5 separate regions of the Homo sapiens genome follow, and regions 1, 2, 4 and 5 are each linked to region 3. Evidence: read pairs that join two places in POLR2A ChIA-PET (ENCODE). Cell type or tissue: CD4-positive, alpha-beta T cell. All regions are shown on one strand.

Region 1 (4,000 bases), 88 kb before region 3:
TACAAAAAAAAAAAAAAAAAAAAAAAAAAATCAGCCGGGCGTGGTGGCGGGTGCCTGTAGTCCCAGCTCCTCGGGAGGCTGAGACAGGAGAATGGCGTGAACCGGGGAGGCGGAGCTTGCAGTGAACCGAGATTGCACCGCTGCACTCCAGCCTGGGCGACAGAGCGAGACTCCGTCTCAAAAAAAAAAAAGAACAAGGATAGCACTATTAGCTGTAGTTTTCCTTTTTCGCCCTTGTATTACTAAGCCTATTTGAATGATTGGGTAAAATGGTTGGTATATAGCAGTATTAGACCAAAGAATATTGCCAATACTTTTTCCTCAATGTTATCTAGCTCTTGGTCAGGCAATTTAACTACTTTTATTATCTTAAATGGCATTTTGTCAGCCTTAAAATAAAAATAATCAAGGAAATATAGCACTAAGATCTAACAAGCTCTCTCTCTCTTTTTTTTTTCTTTGTCTTTTTTTTTTTTTTTTTTTTTTTGTCTTTTTGAGACAGAGTCTTGCTCTGTCGCCAGGCTGGAGTGGAGTGGCACGATCTCGGCTTACTGCAACCTCCGTCTCCCGGGTTCAAGCGATTCTGCTGCCTAAGCCTCCCGAGCAGCTGGGACTACAGGCACACGCCACTACGCCGGGCTAATTTTTTATTTTTTAGTAGAGACGGGGTTTCGCCATATTGGTCAGGCTGGACTCGAACGCCTGACCTCAGGTGATCCACCCGCCTCAGACTCCCAAAGTGCTAGGGTTACAGGCATGAGCCACCGCACCCAGCCTGGTAAAGTCTTAAGTGGATACATTTCATGCAGCCTAATAAAACTAATGCTCCTGAACCGGGCACAGTGTACATTATTTAACAAAATCTCTGGCCTCAGCCTGGGCAACAGGGCAAGAGCAAGATGCTGTCTCAAAAAATAAAAAATAAAAAAAGGCCGGGCGCGGTGGCTCACGCCTATAATCCCAACACTTCGGGAGGCCGAGGCGGGCGGATTACCTGAGCTCAGGAGTTCAAGACCAGCCTGGGCAACAAGATGAAACCCCGTCTCCACTAAAATACAAAAAATTATTTGGTCATGGCGGTTGTGCGCCTGTAGTCCCAGCTACTGAGGCTGAGGCAGGAGAATCGTTTGAACCCTGGAGGCGGAGGTTGCAGTGAGCCAAGATCATACCACTGCACTCCAGCCCGGACGACAGTGTAAGACTCCCTCTCAAAAAAAAAAAAAAAAAAAAAAAAAAAAAAAAAAAAAAAAACTCTAGCTGGAACTAGTGGCACATACCTGTAGCCCTAGCTACAGCAAGAGGAAGGAGACTGAGGCCAGAGGATTTCTTGAGCCCAGGAGTTCAAGTCAAGGCTGCAGTGAACTACGATTGTTATAGCACTATACTCCAGCAAGACCCTGTTTCAAAAGCAACAATATGGCCAGGCGCAGTGGCTCACGCCTGTTATCCCAGCACTTTGGGAGGCCGAGGTGGGCGGATCACGAGGTCAGCAGTTCGAGACCAGCCTGGCCAATATGGTGAAACCCCGTCTCTACTAAAACTACAAAAATTAGGCATGGTGGCAGGCACCCGTAATCCCAGCTACTCCGGAGGCTGAGGCAGGAGAATCACTTGAACCCGGGAGGCGGAGGTTGCAGTGAGCCAAAACCATGCCATTGCATTCCAGCCTGGGTGACAGAGGGAGACTCCGTCTCAGAAAGAAAAAAAAAAAACAAAAACAAAAAAACAGGCTGGGTGCGGTGGCTCACACCTGTAATCCCAGTAGTTTGGGAGGCTGAGGTGGGCAGATCACCTGAGGTCAGGAGTTCGAAACCAGCCTGGACCAACATGGTGAAACACAGTCTCTACTAAAAATACAAAAATCAGCTGGGCTTCATGGCATCCGCCTGTAATCCCAGCTACTAGGGAGACTGAGGCAAGAGAATCGCTTGAACCCAGGAGGCAGAGGTTGTGGTGAGATGAGATCACGTCATTGCACTCCAGCCTGGGCAACAAGAGCAAAACTCCAACTCAAAAAAACAAAACAAAACAAAACAAAACAACACCCCACCAAGAACAAGAACTCCAACTTCTGACCTTTACCCACTAGATGCCAATAACATCCCACAATTGTGAAAACTGAAAATATCTGCATATATTCCCAGTGTCCTCTAGGGGGCAAAATCACCTCTGTTAAGAGCTGCTGGTATATATGTTCAACCGTAGAAGTTAGCTAAATAAATTATATCAGTGAGATGTTACTTTACTCACCTGTTTAAAATAACTATGAAGACTGACAGGACATGAAAAATTATTTCAAAAAGTTTGAAAATGTTCATCTTTTTGTCCTCATAATTACACTTCCAAGAAATAATCAAGAGAGATGTGTTTTATATAAGCACCAAAAAGGAGATTTAAATGAATAAAAGAAGTGCCTCACAAATAATTTTTATGCAGAATTCTTATTAAAAGGTTATTTGGGGCTGGGCACGGTGGCTCATGCTTGTAATCCCAGCACTTTGGGAAGCCAAGGCTGGCAGATCACCTGAGGTAAGGAGTTCAAGACCAGCGTGACCAATATGGTGAAACCCTGTCTCTACTAAAAATACAAAAAATAGCCAGGCATGGTGACCCATGCCTGTAGTCCCAGCTACTCAGGAGGCTGAGGCAGGAGAATCGCTTGAACCCGGGAGGCAAAGGTTGCAGTGAGCTGAGATCATGCCACTGCACTCCAGCCTGGGCGGCAGAGCACGACTCCATTTCAAAAAAAAAAAAAAATGCCAGGCACGGTGGCTCACACCTGTAATCCCAGCACTTTGGGAGGCTGAGGCGGACAGATCACCTGAGATCGGGAGTTCAAGACCAGCCTGACCAACGTGGAGAAACCCAGTCTCTATGAAAACTACAAAAATTAGCCAGGCGTGGTGGCGCACACCTATAGTCCCAGCTACTCAGGAGGCTGAGGCAAGAGAATCACTTGAACCTGAGAGGTGGAGGTTGCAATAAGCCGAGGTCATGCCACTGCACTCCAGCTTAGGCGACAGAGGGAGACTCTGTCTCAAAAAACAAACAAACAAACAACAACAACAACAAAAAATGCTGTAGAGACAAGATCTCATTATGTTGCCCAGGGTGATCTCTAACTCCTGCCCTCAATCGATTCTCCAACCTTGGCCTCCCAAAGTGCTAGGGTTACAGTCAAGAACCACCTTGCCTGGCCTATTTAGAGACAGAGACTTGCTCTGCTGCCCAGGATGGAGTTCAGTGGCTCAATCATAGTTCACTGCAGCCTCATACTCCTGGATAGAGTGTATGTAATCAATTATTGAGAGAAGATAGAAGAGTACAGATAATATCTATATTCACACAAATCTGCAAAATATAGCTTTATTCATATTGTTTCTGTTCATTTTATGAAACAAACAGCTTCAAGTCATTGGGCCTCATTTCAGTGCCCTATGTGAATCCACTAATGTACAGAGAGGTAGGATTTGAGCATTAATCGGCCTAGAACTTGAAATTGTCATATCAGTGTTGAAGCTGTGTAACTGACAGGCATTTGGGAGACCCTGTTTAAGCATTTTTGGCCTTCTCATAAAAAGTACTGGCTGGGTGCGGTGGCTCACACCTGTAATGCCAGAACTTTGGGAGGCCAAGGCGGGCAGATCACTCGAGGTCAGGAGTTTGAGACCAGCTGGCCTACATGGTAAAACCCTGTCTCTACTAAAAATACAAAAAATTAGCTTGATGTGGTGGCAGGTGCCTGTAATCTCAGCTACTAGAGAGGCTGAGGCAGGAGAATCACTTGAACCTGGGAGGCGGAGGTTGCAGTGAGACAAGATGGTGCCACTGCACTCTAGCCTGGGTGACAGAGTCACTAGACTCTTGTCTCAAAAAAAAGAAAAGTACTACACAAAGTTATTGCTGCATCAATAAGTCAATGAACACTTATTGATTACTGGCTCTCAGGACTTTGCTATTTGCTGAGACTACAAAGATGAAAGGCAATGATACCTGCACA
Region 2 (4,000 bases), 53 kb after region 3:
ACAGTTTTAAAGAATAAATCAAAATACCTTCCAAGTCTGAGTTCAGAAATCCTACCCTGTAGTAATTAGTGGCAACCAGCTTTTCTTTTTCATTGATTTGGCAGAGGATGGAGAAAGTCTACCCTTTTTAGGTTCATATTTTCTAACTAAAAACACCTGTCAGTGCTCCGTAAATCCCAATTAAATTACAACAGTCAAAAATAACAAAACGAGGGGAAAATGCAACGCTGGCTCTAGAAGGCCAGGGAAGAAGTGAGGAGCAAGAGTTCAGGAAAAGCCCACGGAGGGGGTGCGAACAAGCAAGCCAGAGGCAACTGCCCAGGGAAGGGGCTCCTTACCTTCGCCTTTTCGCTCGGCTCTATGACGATGCCATTGGTAGAATTATTTAGTTCTCTGGAGACAACACAGAGGAATTCTGCCTGATCCTCATTGCCGTAGTTATAGGAAGATCCGATGCTGATGAGCTGATGAACCAAGAATACAGTGAACATTCATGTGGCAATCTTAACATACTTTCGAAAGTGCTACACAAATCACCCCTCTTCCGACTGAACTTTTAAGTTATCAAAGGTTTAACTCTTTATATGAGTTCTCTGTGACTACCAAAGCCCCCGGGGAGAAATGGGCCTGTTCTTCATCAGGGCATCATTGGTGAGGCCTCCCCAGGAGGAAGAGTATGAGCTCCACTGTCCCCTCACCCAAGCTCTGAAGTCCCCCCCCGTCAGCGGCAGGATTAACATGCCCACGCCCCGTCGAGCACAGCAAGGGAAGACAGAACGCATCTGCCAACAAAATGGACATTTGCCTCAGTCACACACACAGCTGGCTCCTCTATCAGCAGAAGCCCTAGACTGGGGACAGGAGGCTCTGGAAAGCACCGAGCCAATCACTGATCAGCTACTGGAAGTCATATGCTGCTGGTACTTTTTATTTCCAGACAGGGTCTAGCTCTGTCACCCAAGCTGGAGTGCAGTGGTGCAATCACAGCTCACTGTAGCCTCCACCTCCTGGTCTCAAGTGATCCTCCCACGTCAGCCTCCTGAGTAGCTGGGACTACAGGGACTACAGCCACCATGCCTGGCTAATTCTTTTATTTTTGATAGAGAAGGGGGGTCTCGCTATGTTGCCCAGGCTGGTCTCCGAACTCCAGGACTCAAGCAATCCTCCCACCGTGGCCTCCCAAAGTGCCGAGATTACAGGTGTGAACCACCGTGCCCAGCATGCTGGTACTTTTAACCTTTTTGGATAATAGAATTCAGAATTTAATTCTAAAGAGGAAATACACACGCAGGGGAGCAGCTCAGGCAGAGGGTGAGGGCATCCCAGTGAGCAGGCGAGGCCTCACATGGGCGGCATGGCTGACTGTGGTAGGATGGGGCTGGGGGCGCCTCCGCCTGTCTGAAACAAACTTCCTCATCCAGAAGGGAGGCAATAGGAACACCCTCCGTCTTCCCACGGGACAGTAATAAGATGAGAAATTAACAAGAAATTATTCATTTTAGTTTCACAAAGAATACATTAAAAAAATCCTTTGCTTAAGAGCTCATATTAGGAAAAATACTTCTGGAGTGGAGGGCATTAAACTCTTGGCGACGTTTTACAACCCATGCCCAGTAAGAACCAGGATGACAGACACAGGCAGAGTGGATTCCGTGGTGGAAGCTAAGTGTGAGAAATAATCACCGCTGGCTCTGAAGGCAGAGACAGCTTTGCACTTGATCTGTGAGATAACAGCATTAATGCAAAGTGTGAGTTTTCTTTTAGAAGGTAAGCATCTGGTGAGACAGCTGTTGACCTGTTAAAACTCTACACATAAGTAGGCATAATCCGTATAAAATCATATTTACTCAGGCGGTTGATCCCAGGGTGGCGAGTGGCGGCGACCGAGACCCTGAGTGCAGCCTGACCCGCCCTCGCACGCGCGCCCTCCCTGGCCGGGCCCACTCGCCACGCGCCCAGCCATGAACCTGGCGAGCCAGAGCGGGGAGGCCGGCGCCGGCCAGCTGCTCTTTGCCAACTTCAACCAGGACAACACAGAAGTGAAAAGGGCATCAAGAGCAGCTGGTCTTGGCTGTCGCGCTGTTGTCTGGTTAGTTCCAACCCTGGTTTCTGAAAGTATCACCTTGGAAGGCTTATGTTAGAGGACTTTTTTGGCTTTTTGAAATTGAAGTGAACCAGTTAATAAGTGGCAGAGGATCACTTGAATGTGAAATAGAAATATCAAGGACTACATTTTTCCAGTGGACACCACAGCTTGTGGGAAGTTAGTGATGTAGCAATGTCTGTTTTAAATGCCATGTCTAAAAGGGATGGAATGAAGAAAGGGATTTGACTTTCCAAAAAAAAAAAAAATTGTATTTACTCTATTCGCTCTGGCCTTCCTATGTTTTGAAGGCAACAGAATTTAACAAGTCTGCCATCTAATGGAGGAGAACAGTGAAGCTCCAACTGTCATAGCTTTGTTTTGATAGCTCAGTCGTAAGCACGAGGCGGAGAGAAGTAGGGGAAACGGCCGCACCACACTTCCCATGGCGCCTGATCCTTCCTAGCACAGCTGTTCACCAAGCTCTTCACGGTGGATTACATAAGACATTCAGAACCAAAAAGTTCTGACCCTGGGAAAAGAAATGGAAGGATTGTTGTCGAATCCCAGTCTCCTTTAGGGACTCATTCTACGATCCCTGTGAGGGAACAAAAACCAAAGGCTTTGAGGCACTTCAAGCCTAAACTGCTCGTTGGCTCCCCTGGAAAGTCTGCGTGTGAAGCTAAGACATGATGCTCCTCTGTTTCCCCAACTCCTCACGCACCACTAGGCCAGCAGTGCCCACCAAATGGCTCTTTGCCCATGTTTTGGAATAGGATCCCACCTGGCCGTAGCCGTCTCCCGTGGTTATTAATTGGCCATCCACACTGATTGTTTGAAGAGCTGCAGACCCCTTGAACGGGGCCTGGGATTGCTGCTCTGTTAAGAGATGTACCTGTTCGAATTTCCAGCCGTCGGACATCGTGGACACCATCTGCGTGAGCTCTTCTTCCTGACACTGCAGGACTCTGTACACGTGCTTCACGGGGCCCTGCAATGACCAGGCGCAGACTGAGAACAGCACCAAGGACACCACAGTTTGCAGCTGCCCCAAGGAGGCTCTTCAAATGAATAAACACTGAAAAGGAGTTTGCTTGGAAATCTTTTCTTGGCAGCCACCCACTATCCCCTTTTACAAATAGTACTGTGGCGTTTCTTTTTTTCCCTTCTCTTTAAAAAATGTTTTTCTTTTTAAGTGACCACAAGCCAGCATACTGTGGCTTTTCAATAAAAACATATCCAAAGAGTGAAAGAATAAAAAAGGTAAAATAATTCTGAACTTCAGAGGGATGAATGCTTGAGCAACTATGCCAACAAACTTAGATTTAATCCATTTCCCCAAGTCAAAAATAAGGTAAAATTATTATTATTTATTATTATTATAATTTTATTTATTTATTTTTGAGACGGAGTCTCGCTCTGTCGCCCAGGCTGGAGTGCAATGGTGCAATCTTGGCTCACTGCAGGCTCTGCCTCCCAGGTTCACGCCATTCTCCTGCCTCAGCCTCCCAAGTAGCTGGGACTACAGGCACCCGCCACCACGCCCGGCTAATTTTTTGTATTTTTTAGTAGAGACGGGGTTTCACTGTGTTAGCCAGGATGGTCTCGATCTCCTGACCTCGTGATCCACCCGCCTCGGCCTCCCAAAGTGCTGGGATTACAGGCATGAGCCACCGCGCCCGGCCTATTTATTATTATTTTTTAAGACACAGTCTCACTCTGTCGCCCAGGCTGGAGTACAGTGGCGCGATCTCAGCTCACTGCAACTCCGCCTCCCCGGTTCAAGCGATTCTCCCGCCTCAGCCTCCCGAATAGCTGGGATTACAGGCGCCTGCCGCTAAGCCTGGCTAATTTTTGTATTTTTAGTAGAGAAGGGGATTCACCATGTTGGCCAGGCTTGGTCTTGAACTCCTGACC
Region 3 (4,000 bases):
GTCATTCCGTGATGTTTTTCCAGAAGGTAAGAATTCCTGGAGCAGATGAGTGATTCCCTTGATAGGACGTTATCCCATCCCGCACCTCACCTCTCTGGGACAAGGGGCGACAGCTCACCCTCAAAGGGTTTTGGGTATTTGTCTTTGGATGGCAACCAAGGGAATCCTATCTATGGCTGCAGACACTAACCCTAAAAGAGCACTGTGGTGTTTCATTTAATTCTCTCAACTGATGTGAAGCAGCTACTGGCACTGTCCCCATCTGACAGATGATTGGAGGAGAGAGAGCCCACACCCAGATGCCTGCCTGACCCCAGGGCCCAGCTCTCATCCAACTCACTGTGCTGCCTGCCAACAAGCAGATACTTGTTTTGTTTGTTTTTGTAGGGACAGGGTTTTGCTATGTTGCCCAGGCTGCTCTTGACCTCCTGGGGGCTCAAGCAATCCTCTTGCTTCAGCCTCCCAGAATGCTGGGATTACAGGTATGAACCACCCTGCTCAACCAAGCAGACAATGGTTTTGGTTCCTTTTTTTTTTTATGGAGACAGAGTCTTGCTCTGTCACCCAGGCTGGAGTGCAGTGGCGTGATCTTGGCTCACTGCAACCTCTGTCTCCTGGTTCAAGCAACTCTTCTGCCTCAGCCTCCGAGTAGCTGGGACTACAGGTGTGCGCCACCACACCCAACTAATTTTTGTATTTTTAGTAGAGACGGGGTTTTGCCATGTTGGCCAGGCTGGTCTCGAACTCCTGACCTCAAGTGATCCACCCCCCTCGGCCTCCCAAATGGGATTACAGGTGTGAGCCACCATACCCAGCTTGGTTTTGGTTCTGCGAGCCACAGCCATGGGCAATCTGACTCAGCTCTCCACTGTGCCAGTCCTTCCAGAACCAACCCTGCTCAGGGGTGTTGCACCAAGTCATGGCCAGGACTCCACACCTATTAAGTGAAGATCTCCTGCCTTTTCTTCCCCTTCTTTCCTCCTCCCTAGGCCAAAAGGCCTAAGCACTCAAACCATGCAGACAGAAGTAAGGCTGGCTCTGGCTCAGGGAGATCACAATCTCAGGGCTGCCACATCGGATAAAAGACTCAAAGCTCCAAAGCGCAGCACAGAGCCTTCTCCAGAAACAGCAGAATAAGTGCCTGTCGGGGATCCCCAAGCAGAGACACTAAGAGAAAGGGAAACGACGGCAGTAAGAAAATACGCGGGGGCTCTCCTTCTCAGTCATGCATAATAAACACAAGAGAAATTTCGAGAAATTTCATTTGCATGTTGAAATTTCATTGCAACATGGTCCCACGGAGGGATTCGACGCTGAGAAAGCTACTGTGCTTGGGGCGGGGGGGTCTTGCTGTGGCAGAAGAAGGAAGAGAAAAAAAGGAGGAAAAAAATGGTTGGGAAAAGTAAAGCTGGTGATAATGATCCTAACAATTCTAAAATACCTGCACAGAGACACAGATGCACAGACACACTTCTGCTCCCACAACTGCTTGCGACGCAGGCAAGGCGGGAGAGGAAACCACGCTCGGAGAAGGGACGGGACTCAGCTTCTAGGAATCAGCTGAGAAGTGGAGACGCTGGGACCGCGGACTCCAGGACCCGGGCTCAGTCACCCACGCCGGGAAGCTGCCCAGGATGGCAAGAACCCAGCCCAGGCCCACGCCGCCCCCATAGCTCAGTGGACCCGGACCTCAGGGTGCCCCTGTCCTGGGAAAGTTGCTTCCTGACCCTGAGGAAACGCCAGCAGGAAAGACTCCACTTGGTAAACACTTTTGGTGGGGACTGCTCTGTGACTTCCGCCAATTTTTCTCCAGGGGCAGCAGCTTGATTTGGAGGAGCTCTATCGCCCCCTGGTGGAGATTTAGCCACATGCTTCTGCAGGGGCCACCGTCACCGTTCAGACTGCAGCAGCTGTGGGGGCAGAGGCACGAAAAGGGACGGGACGGAGGACGTTTTAGAGACCAACTTTTTAGAATATTTGTTTGGCATAATAATCTTCTAGAGGAGCTGGCATCACTCGGGGACCTGGGCAACTGGGGCTCCTGCCCTGGCTTGGCTTTAGCAGGCCCCACTCTGGTCCTCTGTGGGGCAGTAAGTCCAGGGAGCTCACCCAAAGCCCACAGCCGTCCTTCCCCTGCACCTGGAGCTCCAGGCCCTAAACCTGCTCCCACGGCTGCATGGGCCTCTCTCTTGGATCCTGACTCCCAGGAGTGAATGCCACTGTTGGTGTGTGCACTTCCAAACCCAGGGAGTGGCCAAGGGGCAGCTGTCTGTGGGGGTGTGAATCCGCACACACATGTGCTGGAGCCCCCTCATGGAGAGAAGACCCTCATTTGTAGTCTGGCCCCAGGAATCTCCTCTCCTCTTTAGAGGAGACCTGGATGGTCTTTGAAAAATTTGAATCACACTTATCATAATGTATTTTTGCCGGGCGCGGTGGCTCACGCCTGTAATCCCAGCACTTTGGGAGGCCGAGGCGGGCAGATCACGAGGTCAGGAGATTGAGCCCATCCTGGCTAACACGGTGAAACCCCGTCTCTACTAAAAGTACAAAAAATTAGCCGGGCCTGGTGGGGGGGCGCCTGTAATCCCAGCTACTTGGGAGGCTGAGGCAGGAGAATGGCGTGAACCCGGGAGGCGGAGCTTGCAGTGAGCCGAGATCGCGCCACTGCACTCCAGCCTGGGCGACAGAGCAAGACTCCATCTCAAAAAAAAAAATAAATAAATAAAAAGTATTTTTAAAAATGTGTTAGTTGGGCCAGGTGTGGTGGCTCACGACTGTAACCCCAGCACTTTGGGAGGCTGAGGCGGGCGGATCACCTGAGGTCAGGAGTTTGAGACCAGCCTGGCCAACACGGTGAAACCCCGTCTCTACTAAAAACACAAAAATTAGCCGGGCGTGGTGGCGGGCGCCTATAATCCCATACCCGGGAGGCTGAAGCAGGAGAACTGTCTGAACCCAGGAGGCAGAGGTTGCAGTGAGCTGAGATTGCACCACCGCATTCCAGCCTGGGCGACAGAGCAAGACTCCATCTCAAAAAATAAAATAAAATAAAATAAAATAAAATAAAAAATGTGTTATTTGATCCTATCAAGACATTCAACCCAATTTCTGGATTATAGGAAATAAAGGGGATAAAGAAACCACAAAGAGGCAATGAGACAAACCGGAAGGGGGAACATTTGCATTCCTGGTTGGGGCCTTCGAGAATCAGTGTTATGAAATGAGGGTCTGTTTAGGGTTACAAGGGATTTATTTCTTGGGGCCAGGAGTTCGAGACCAGTCTGGGCAACACAGTGAGATCCTGTCACAACAAAAAATTAAAAAAAAAAAAAATTAGCTGGGCATGGTGGTGCACACCTGTAGTCACAGCTACTCGGGAGGCTAAGGCAGGAAGACTGCTTGAGCCCAGGAGTTCAAGTTTATGGTGAGCTATGATCACACCACTGCACTCCAGCCTAAGTGACAGAGTGAGACCCTATCTCAAAAAAAAAAAAAAAAAAAAGAAAAAGAGAATAAAAAGAGAGATTTAAGATAATTTATGTAGTGACTTCCTTCCAATGGGTATCATACGTAAAGAGGGGAAAGAAAGAGTAATTTTACAGTGGAGAAGCCTGACAAGACTTCAGCCAGGTGACTACGCGCGTGTTGGCCAGGCTGCAGTGCAGTGGCTATTCACAGGTGCAATCGTGCAATCACAGCACACGACAGCCTCAAATTCCTGGGCTCAAGCGATCCTCTTGAGTATCTGGGACTACAGGTGGGCACTGCATTGCTTGAAAAAGGAATTTTTGTTTGTTCTCAAAATTTTGTTTGCTTCAAACTATTTCCCACGGCCTAGATCTAAACTCCTGCAAGCTCTGGTGCCACTGAACTCTCTAAACTCTTTTTGTGCCATTCTCCACTTCACTGCAACGATCCTCCCACATCAGCCTTCCGTCTGGCTCCTTCCTGTTTTAAGGCCTTTGCCCATGCTGTGTCCCGGCTAAAATGCCTTTCT
Region 4 (4,000 bases), 58 kb before region 3:
GGGTGGCTCATGAGAGCCATTTTCAAGATTACAAAGTGCTTGTAATGCCAGCACTGTGACGCCAAGGTGGGCGGAGCACTTGAGTCCAGGATTTCAAGACCAGCCTGGGCAACATGGCAAAACCCTCTCTTTACAAAAAAATACAAAAATTAGCCAGGGAGCAGTGGTACGTGCCTGTAGTACCAGCTACTTCTTAGGGTGAGGTGGAAGGATTGCTTGAGCCCAGGAAGTGGAGGCTGCCGTCACCCAAGATGGTACCACTGCACACCAGCCTGGGTGACAAAGTGAGGCCCTCTCTCAAAAAAAAAAAAAAATGACTTCCAGTCTTGTCCTGACTTGGTGGCTCACACCTGTAGTCCTATCACTTTAGGAAACTGACACTGGCAGGAGGGTTGCTTGAGGCCAGGAGTTTAAGACCAGTCTGGGCAATATAGCAAGACCTGGTCTCTACAGGAAAGAAAAAGAGCTGGGCATGGTAGCATGTGTCTGTAGTCCCAGCTTCTTGGGAAGTTTAGTGGGAGGGGTGCTTGAGTCCAGGAGTTTCAGGCCGCAGTGAGTTATGATCATACTACTGCACTCCAGCCTGGGCGATAGAGCAAAACTCTGTCTCAAAAATAGAAGACTTACAGTTTCTGAAACATATTTTACAATGTTGTGATAGTAGAAATTTAAATTGGATCCCATGTACTTTTGAATTTCAACTTTATCACCCAGTAAAAACTAGAAAGTGATAAATGTGGCATGAAGCAGCACATCCAGATTGTAGTTTTGTTGATAATCTTTGAAAATTGGAAAAGCCCCTGAGTTGTACTGAAAAGAAGAATATTTTGAAGACATTTCAACTGGTGACAGTCTCTCAAAAGGAATTACGGGCCAGGTGCACTTGTTCACACCTGTCATCCTAGCACTTCAGGAGGCTGAGGCAGGCAGATTGCTTGAGGTCAGGAGTTTGAGACCAGCCTGGACAATATGGTGAAACCCCGTGTCTGCCAAAAAATACAAAAATTAGCCAGGCATCGCCGGGCGCAGTGGCTCATGCCTGTGATCCCAGCACTTTGGGAGGCCGAGGTGGGCGGATCACCTGAGGTTGGGAGTTTGAGACCACTCCGACCAACATGGAGAAACCCCGTCTCTACTAAAAATACAAAATTAGCTGGGTGTGGTGGCCTGTAATCCCAGCTGCTCGGGAGGCTGAGGCAGGAGAATCGCTTGAACCCAGGAGGCAGAGGTTGCAGTGAGCCGGAGATCACGCCATTGCACTCGAGCATGGGTAACGAGCGAAACTCAAAAAAAAAAAAAAAAAATTTAGCCAGGCATGATGGTGCACGCCTGTAGTCCCAGCTACTCAGGAGGCTGAGGCAGGAGAATCACCTGAACCCGAGAGGCGGAGATTAAAGTCAGCAGAGATAGTGCCACTGCACTCCAGCCTGGGTAACAGCCCCTGTCTCAAAAAAAAAAAAAAAAAAGTCTGGGTACAGTAGCTCACGACTGTAATCCTAGCACTTTGGGAGGCCAAGGCAAGTTGATCACCTGAGGTCAGCAGTTCAAGACCAGCCTGGCCAACATGGCGAAACTACCCCGTCTCTACTAAAAATACAAAAATTAGCCGGGCATGGTGGTGCTCACCTGTAATCCCATCCCAGCTACTCGGGAGATTGAGCCAGGAGAATCTGGGCGGGGGAAAGGTGTCAGACAGTCGAGGTTGCAGTGAGCGCGGAGGTCATGCCACTTCACTCTAGCTTGGGTGAAAGAGTGAAACCCTGTCAAAAAAAAAAAAAAAGGCGCAATTATGGTATGTAGCCACAAGGAGGAGCTAAATTCTATTGATAAATGAGGCTGGTACAGGAACCTCATTTTTTAAAGGCATTTACAGTTTCACTGTAAAACTTCACATTTGGATAATTTTGTTTTAGTAGATAGATGACAGGCTTGTTTGGTTTTAAAAGAAATAGTAAAAAGTATCTATTGTGCTGTACTCTCAGTTATTAGAATGTATTTCCTGTCTTTAAGCCCTCCTTACCCACCACTAAAACGGGATTATCTGCTATAGTAGTTACAAATATTAAACAAGGAGTTATTTGTTTGGATCCGTGACCTTGAGGCATTTTAAAATCTTCAGGTTGAATTTGCAATTCATTTTACTTCATTTTGAAGAATTTGGAATTGATTCGTTTTAGAATTATTCTCCCAATATTTGTTAGATAGCAGGATTGTGATAAATTAAAACATCTTAGCAGGCCTCCTGCCTCCCCAGCTTTTTTTTATTTTTTTATTTTTCGAGACGGAGTTTTGCCCTGTCTCCCAGACTGGAGTGCAGTGGCGTGATCTCAGCTCACTGCAACCTCTGCTTCCTGGGTTCAAGCGATTCTCCTGCCTCAGCTTCCCGAGTAGCTGGGATTACAGGCGCCCACCATGATGCCTGGCTAATTTTGTTTTTATTTTATTTGTTTATGTTGTTTTTATTTTATTTTCTGTATTGACGGAGTCAGTACAAAATTAGCTGGGCATGATGGCGCATGCCTGTAATCCCAGCTACTTGGGAGGCTGAGGCAGGAGAATTGCTTGACCCGGGAGGCAGAGGTTGCAGTGAGCCAAGATTGCGCCATTGCACTCCACCCTGGGCAACAACAGCGAAACTCCATCGCAAGAAAAAATAGAAAAACACAAATGTAGTCATACAATAAGCTGCTTTGCTCCTTGGGGTGTACTTTTTTTTTTTTTTAACTGCCCCTTACAGAGCATGGCTAACTTATATAGTCAGTGCACCGAGTTGGCTGCTGCTTAGTTTTAAAATTGTGTTTTTAGCCTAACACTGTATCTACTGTATCTTAAAGATATTTTCATTTCTGTACATGAAAATCTTATTTTTTAACGGCTATATGGTATTTAATATCTGAGCATACTATGTTTTATTAATTTGGGTTTTTTTTTTTTTTTTTTGAGACCTGGAGTCTCGCACTGTCACCCAGGCTGGAGTGCAGTGGCGTGATCTCAGCTCACTATAACCTCCACCTCCCAGGTTCAAGTGATTCTCCTGCCTCAGCCTCCTGAGTGGCTGGGATTACAGGCACCTGCCACCATGCCCAGCTAATTTTTTGTATTTTTAGTAGAGACGGGGTTTCACTATGTTGGCCAGGCTGGTCTCGAATGACTGACCTTGTGAGCCACCACGCCTGCCGTGGGTTTTTTGTTTTGGTGTTTTTTGTTTTTGTTTTTGTTTTTTGAGACAGAGTCTTGCTCTGTTGCCAGGCTGGAGTGCAGTGGGGCAATCACAGCTCACTGTAACCTCCACTTCACGGGTTCAAGTGATTCTCCTGCCTCAGCCTCCCGAGTAGCTGGGACTACAGGCGTGCGCAACCACACCCAGCTAATTTTTGTATTTTTGGTAGAAACAGGGTTTCACCATGTTGGCCAGGATGGGTTTGACCTGTTGACCTGGTGATCCGCCCACCTTGGCCTCCCAAAGTGTTGGGATTATAGGCGTGAGCCCCGGCGCCCAGCCTAATTTGGGTTTTTATTGAGATTTGTTTTCAGTCTTTGCTAAGCAGTGCAGCGAGATTCTTTAAACATATCACCCTTCTGTGGGCCCTCGACACAGACATATTCAGCTTTCATTTATTTAATTTTTTTGAGACAGTTTCTTGTCACATGCAATGGCATGATCTTGGCTCACTGCAACCTCCACCTCCTGGGTTCAAGTGATTCTCCTGCCTCAGCCTCCCAAGTAGCTGGGATTACAGGCGTGCAGGCGTGCGCCACCACGCCCAGCTAATTTTTTTGTTTTGTTTTTTGTATTTTTAGTAGAGACTGGGTTTCACCATTTTGGCCAGGCTGGTCTTGAACTCCCGACCTCAGGTGATCTGCCTGCCTCGGCCTCCCAAAGTGTTGAGATTACAGGTGTGAGCTGCCACACCCGCCCCCCCCCACCTTTTTTTTTTTTTTTGAGACCAAGTCTCACTCTGTCACCGGTGTTGGAGTCCAGTGGCACAATCTTGGCTCA
Region 5 (4,000 bases), 69 kb before region 3:
ACTCCTGACCTCAGGCAATCCATCCGCCTCGGCCTCCCAAAGTGCTGGGATTACAGGCGTGAGCCACCAGAGGGTTTCACCATGTTGGCTAGTCTGGTCTCAAACTCCTGACCTCAGGTGATTTGCCCGCCTCGGCCTCCCAAAGTGTTGGGATTACAGGCATGAGCCACCGTGCCCGGCTGATATTGCAGTATCTCTTGAGAGTGTTTTTTTTTTTTTTTTTTTTTAATGGAGTTTCGCTCTTGTTGCCCAGGCTGGAGTGCAATGGTGAGATCTCAGCTCACCACAACCTCCTCCTCCCGGGTTCAAGCGATTCTTCCGCCTCAGCCTCCCGAGTAGCTGGGATTACAGGCATGCGCCACCACACCCAGCTAATTTTGTATTTTCAGTAGAGACAGGGTTTCTCCATGTTGGTCAGGCTGATCTCGAACTCCTGACCTCAGGTGATCCTCCCACCTCGGCCTCCCAAAGTGCTGGGATTACAGGCATGAGCCACCATGCCCGGCCTCTTTTGAGAGTGTTGATCTGAACTAGATGGTCTTCCTGCTTTGGCCTATCACACATCTAAGGTCTTAAGCCTCTTCCTCCCCAAAGAGAACCTACAGAAGGCCAGCAAATGCAGCTCCATCCAGAGGCCAAAGAAATTAGATTTGGTAAGAAGGTGGAATAGACAAGATTTGGCCAAGATTGATTGGATGAGGAGTGTGTGAAGGAGAAGAAGTCAGGAATGTTGCTGGCCTTTCCAGCTTGGGGCAGCTGTTGTAGTGGTGTGTCACTCAGTTTAAGAGTGACAGGTCAGGAAGAAGGACCCATGTGGAAGGTAAAGTGAGGAGTTTTAGTTGAGAGTTGCTGGGTCTGAGGTGCCTCTGGGATATCCAAGTGGAGATGTTCAGAAATCAACTGGAAACTCAGAAGAAAGACGTGGACTAGAAATAATGGATTTGAGGATCATTAGCAAAGAGATGGTAATGAAAATCGGTGAAATCATCCTCGGAGAGGGAATGGAGTGATAAAAGGATCTTGAAGAAAACCCTAAGGAACAGTTAAGGGAAGGAGTGAGTAAGAAAAAAAATTGCAGAGAGAACAAAGGACAGGCTAGAGATGAGAGGAAAACCTACCTCCTGCAAAGTTCAAGAGGAGTGACAAACTGAGAAGCATACTGGATTCAGCAAAGAAGTCTGCGGTGACCTTGTGGAGAGCAGTTTTAGTGGAACTTTGGGGACAGCACCAGATTGCAGTGGGTTGAGGAGTGAGTGGGAGGGGAGGGGTTGGAGACAGCTGGCGGGGACATTTTTTCGAGCTGTTTGGCCAAGAATGGAGAGAGATAGGATGGTAACTTCATAGAATTGGGAGCTTTTTTTTTTTTTTCTATACTAACGGAGGAGAGGAAGAAAATTCAGGGACAAAAGGAAATAATAAAGCCCCGGGGGAAGAAGCGAGATGGAATCCAGTGCACACACATCGGATTGTTCTTCAGACAGGAGGGACGCATGTGTATGTTTTAACTGGATGCAACGAGGAAAGGATTAAATTGGCTGGAAGCTTGATTGTTGGGTAGTTCTCGCTTATGGATACTGTTTCCTCTTGGAAGACAGGCGATGAGTAAGGATCTCGTTGAATGAATACATGAATATTTTCCCGTAGCTAGTCAAAGTCTAGGGTTACCAGCAGGACAGAAGAAGACACTGTAGGCCGGGCGCGGTGGCTCACGCCTGTAATCCCAGCACTTTGGGAGGCCGAGGCGGGCGGATCACGAGGTCAGGAGATCGAGACCATCCTGGCTAACACGGTGAAACCCCGTCTCTACGAAAAATTAGCCGGGCGTTGTGGCGGGTACCTGTAGTCTCAGCTACTCGGGAGGCTGAGGCAGGAGAATCACTTGAACCCGGGAGGCAGAGGTTGCTGTGAGCCGAGATCGTGCCACTGCACTCCAGCCTGGGCGACTGAGCGAGACTCCGTCTCAAAAAAAAGAAGAAGAAGAAGAAGAAGAAGACACTGCATTTTAGGCAAGAGTCCGGTGGGAAGCAGGTTGAGATTGACTGAGAGGAAGTAACCATGGGAGGGCTGCTGGTCCACTGAATGAGAGAGATTTTTCCAGAACCTCATGCTGGGGCTTTGATTTAGGAATCCCCTTCCTCCTCTAGTAAGTCTGCCTTCCCTGGCCTATGGCTTACGTCTAAAGCCTCGAGCCTCATCGTTCCCACCGAGGACCAGCTGGAAGCCATTTTGATTATGCTCCACCACGAAGGAGGACAATACAGCCCCGCCCAGAGCCAGGCGCGCCCCCGCGGCGGGCCGGGTGCGCGTGTCCGCGCCTCTTCCCGCCGGCCGGGCGGGCGCCTGGCCCAGGACGCGGTGGCGTGGGACGGGGGGTGGGGGTGGTTATGTAAGCGTTGCGCGCTCCCGCGAGGCGCCAGCCAATGGGAGGCTTCGGCTACTCGTGCTCGCGCACGCAGGGTGGGGGGAGGGAGCGCACGACGTGCGCGCACCCTCTCCCCTCGTCCACCGCTGCCGCCTCCTTCTTCTGCCGCTCCTGGTGCTGCTTGTGTGCTCGTTTGGTGCGGACCTGGTACCTCTTTTGTGAAGCGGCAGCTGAGGAGACTCCGGCGCTCGCCATGGCCGACGAAAAGCCCAAGGTGAGCTCGCCGCCGGCCCCTTCGCCTCGCCGCGCGGTGGGGGTCATGGCGCGGGCCGGGGTCCGGCCAGAGCCCGCCGCTGGCTCCCAGCGCTTTCCCGGGCCCCCCACGGGGCCGGCCGCGGCTCAGGCCCGGGCGCTCCGCGCCATTTTCCTCCCTCCCTCTCTTCCTCCCTCCCGCGCCGAAGGAGGCCCCGCCGCTCTCTCCCGCCCCCGGCGGCCTCCGAGTGCGCGCCGGGCGCGAGTTGGGCGGGCAGAAAGCGGACGCCCGCGGACCCACCAGCCCCGAACGGGGATTCTTGGCCCAGCCGGCCGGCGCGCGTGAGGAGGGGCGTTAGGGCGCGCGGGGTCTCCACCTTCTGTCGACCCCGCGTCGGGTGTTGCAGTCTCCGAGGCGGCGAGGAGTCCTCTGGGCTCGGGCTTCACCTCTCGGGTAGGAACCGCGGGCATCTGGGGACCCCTGCCTGGGGCCGCGGCGGCGGGGCGAGGGTTCGGGGCGAATCAATGGGCTGCGGACGGGCAGGAACCTGGATGCCCGCGGGCCGCCGTCCTGGGCCTGGGGGTAGGGGGATTCCCGTGGAGTATTTCCCACTTTAATAGCCTCAGGGGCCCGAAGGGGGAGGGGCAGCGGCTTTTCCCTGGGTGCCAACGAACCCCTAATCCGCGAACACCATGTGGTTTCATGAAGTTGGAGGCACAGGTACGAGCAGAGAGACTTTGTGCGGCTTAACTTTTGAACGCGGCTTTTGAGGCACCCGGAGACTTCCCGGGAGGACTTGGGGACACCCATCATCGGGGCACACGGGACTTGCTGCTTTTAGTTTGGTGGCACCCCCCGCCTCCCGCGCCTTTACTTTCTGGAGCGTTTTAGGGCTACAGAATTGCTTCTGCACTCGATTTTGGACAACTTTAGGTTGGGTCGAAATCTACAAGAAACAAATCAGGATAAAACTGTGTATTTGACCCATGACAACAAAGGGGGGGAGGGGAGAATAAGTGCTCTTAACCGAAAATAAAAATGAAGCTGCTAATAGAGGAGAACGTTAACTGTGGTCCTGACTGAGTATTACCGCTGTTCCGGGGGGAATCGGGATATTCTTCGATTGTTTTTTTTGTTTGTGTGTTTCCTTTAATGGAGATTGGATTTAGGTTATTAAACTGAGTTTGGTAACTTTTTAATGACAACGGTAATGAGTTTTGAATGGCAGGCTGTAGATTTATTGTTTTGTTTCTTGCAGTTGTACTTAAAGTGCTTAGAAAAGAGAAGGGACTCTATTTTTAACTTTTTTGGGGGGTAAAGTATTTTGGGAGTGATATATGTCATTTTAGGAAGTTTAACTTCAAGAGAACGTTGCAATACACTGA

What was found. ChIA-PET counts read pairs that join two places held together with the same protein. Peaks named below come from ENCODE experiments on the same cell type or tissue, not always from the same donor. Only the 100,000 strongest peaks of a DNase experiment are listed, where the experiment ranks them.
Region 1: POLR2A ChIA-PET joins it to region 3 with 10 read pairs; 28 of 35 experiments call an interaction of 5 or more read pairs at or near these places.
Region 2: POLR2A ChIA-PET joins it to region 3 with 23 read pairs; 27 of 35 experiments call an interaction of 5 or more read pairs at or near these places.
Region 4: POLR2A ChIA-PET joins it to region 3 with 57 read pairs; 30 of 35 experiments call an interaction of 5 or more read pairs at or near these places.
Region 5: POLR2A ChIA-PET joins it to region 3 with 13 read pairs; 28 of 35 experiments call an interaction of 5 or more read pairs at or near these places.

What each region holds. Positions count from the first base shown.
Region 1 is chr17:75,200,044-75,204,043 of GRCh38, reverse strand. No RefSeq gene overlaps it. Among named protein-coding and RNA genes, the nearest start is that of NUP85, 3.6 kb to the left of the region's middle. In CD4-positive, alpha-beta T cell, a CTCF peak has its summit at 2,155 (motif pointing right); a DNase peak (open chromatin) is centred at 2,143.
Region 2 is chr17:75,058,584-75,062,583 of GRCh38, reverse strand. It overlaps KCTD2 (potassium channel tetramerization domain containing 2), which reads right to left. Exons shown (of 6, transcript NM_015353.3): 4 at 2,979-3,074; 5 at 339-464. Among named protein-coding and RNA genes, the nearest start is that of KCTD2, 13 kb to the right of the region's middle. In CD4-positive, alpha-beta T cell, a CTCF peak has its summit at 2,342; a DNase peak (open chromatin) is centred at 2,453.
Region 3 is chr17:75,112,079-75,116,078 of GRCh38, reverse strand. All of the region lies in intron 2 of ARMC7 (armadillo repeat containing 7), which reads right to left. Among named protein-coding and RNA genes, the nearest start is that of ARMC7, 4.1 kb to the right of the region's middle. RefSeq lists enhancers at 1,009-1,058, 1,099-1,158, 1,600-2,139. In CD4-positive, alpha-beta T cell, CTCF peaks have their summits at 1,660 and 1,862 (motif pointing left); a DNase peak (open chromatin) is centred at 1,848; H3K4me3 peaks cover 951 bases; H3K27ac peaks cover 476 bases.
Region 4 is chr17:75,169,792-75,173,791 of GRCh38, reverse strand. The region is part of intron 3 of SUMO2 (small ubiquitin like modifier 2); the gene reads left to right. Among named protein-coding and RNA genes, the nearest start is that of SUMO2, 11 kb to the left of the region's middle. In CD4-positive, alpha-beta T cell, CTCF peaks have their summits at 1,628 and 1,828 (motif pointing right); a DNase peak (open chromatin) is centred at 1,771.
Region 5 is chr17:75,181,450-75,185,449 of GRCh38, reverse strand. SUMO2 (small ubiquitin like modifier 2) reads left to right here and starts at 2,491. Exons shown (of 4, transcript NM_006937.4): 1 at 2,491-2,636. The coding sequence starts at 2,616. RefSeq lists silencers at 2,192-2,421, 2,552-2,951 and an enhancer at 2,533-3,183. In CD4-positive, alpha-beta T cell, a CTCF peak has its summit at 2,872; DNase peaks (open chromatin) are centred at 2,389, 2,839 and 3,259; H3K4me3 peaks cover 2,386 bases; H3K27ac peaks cover 3,451 bases.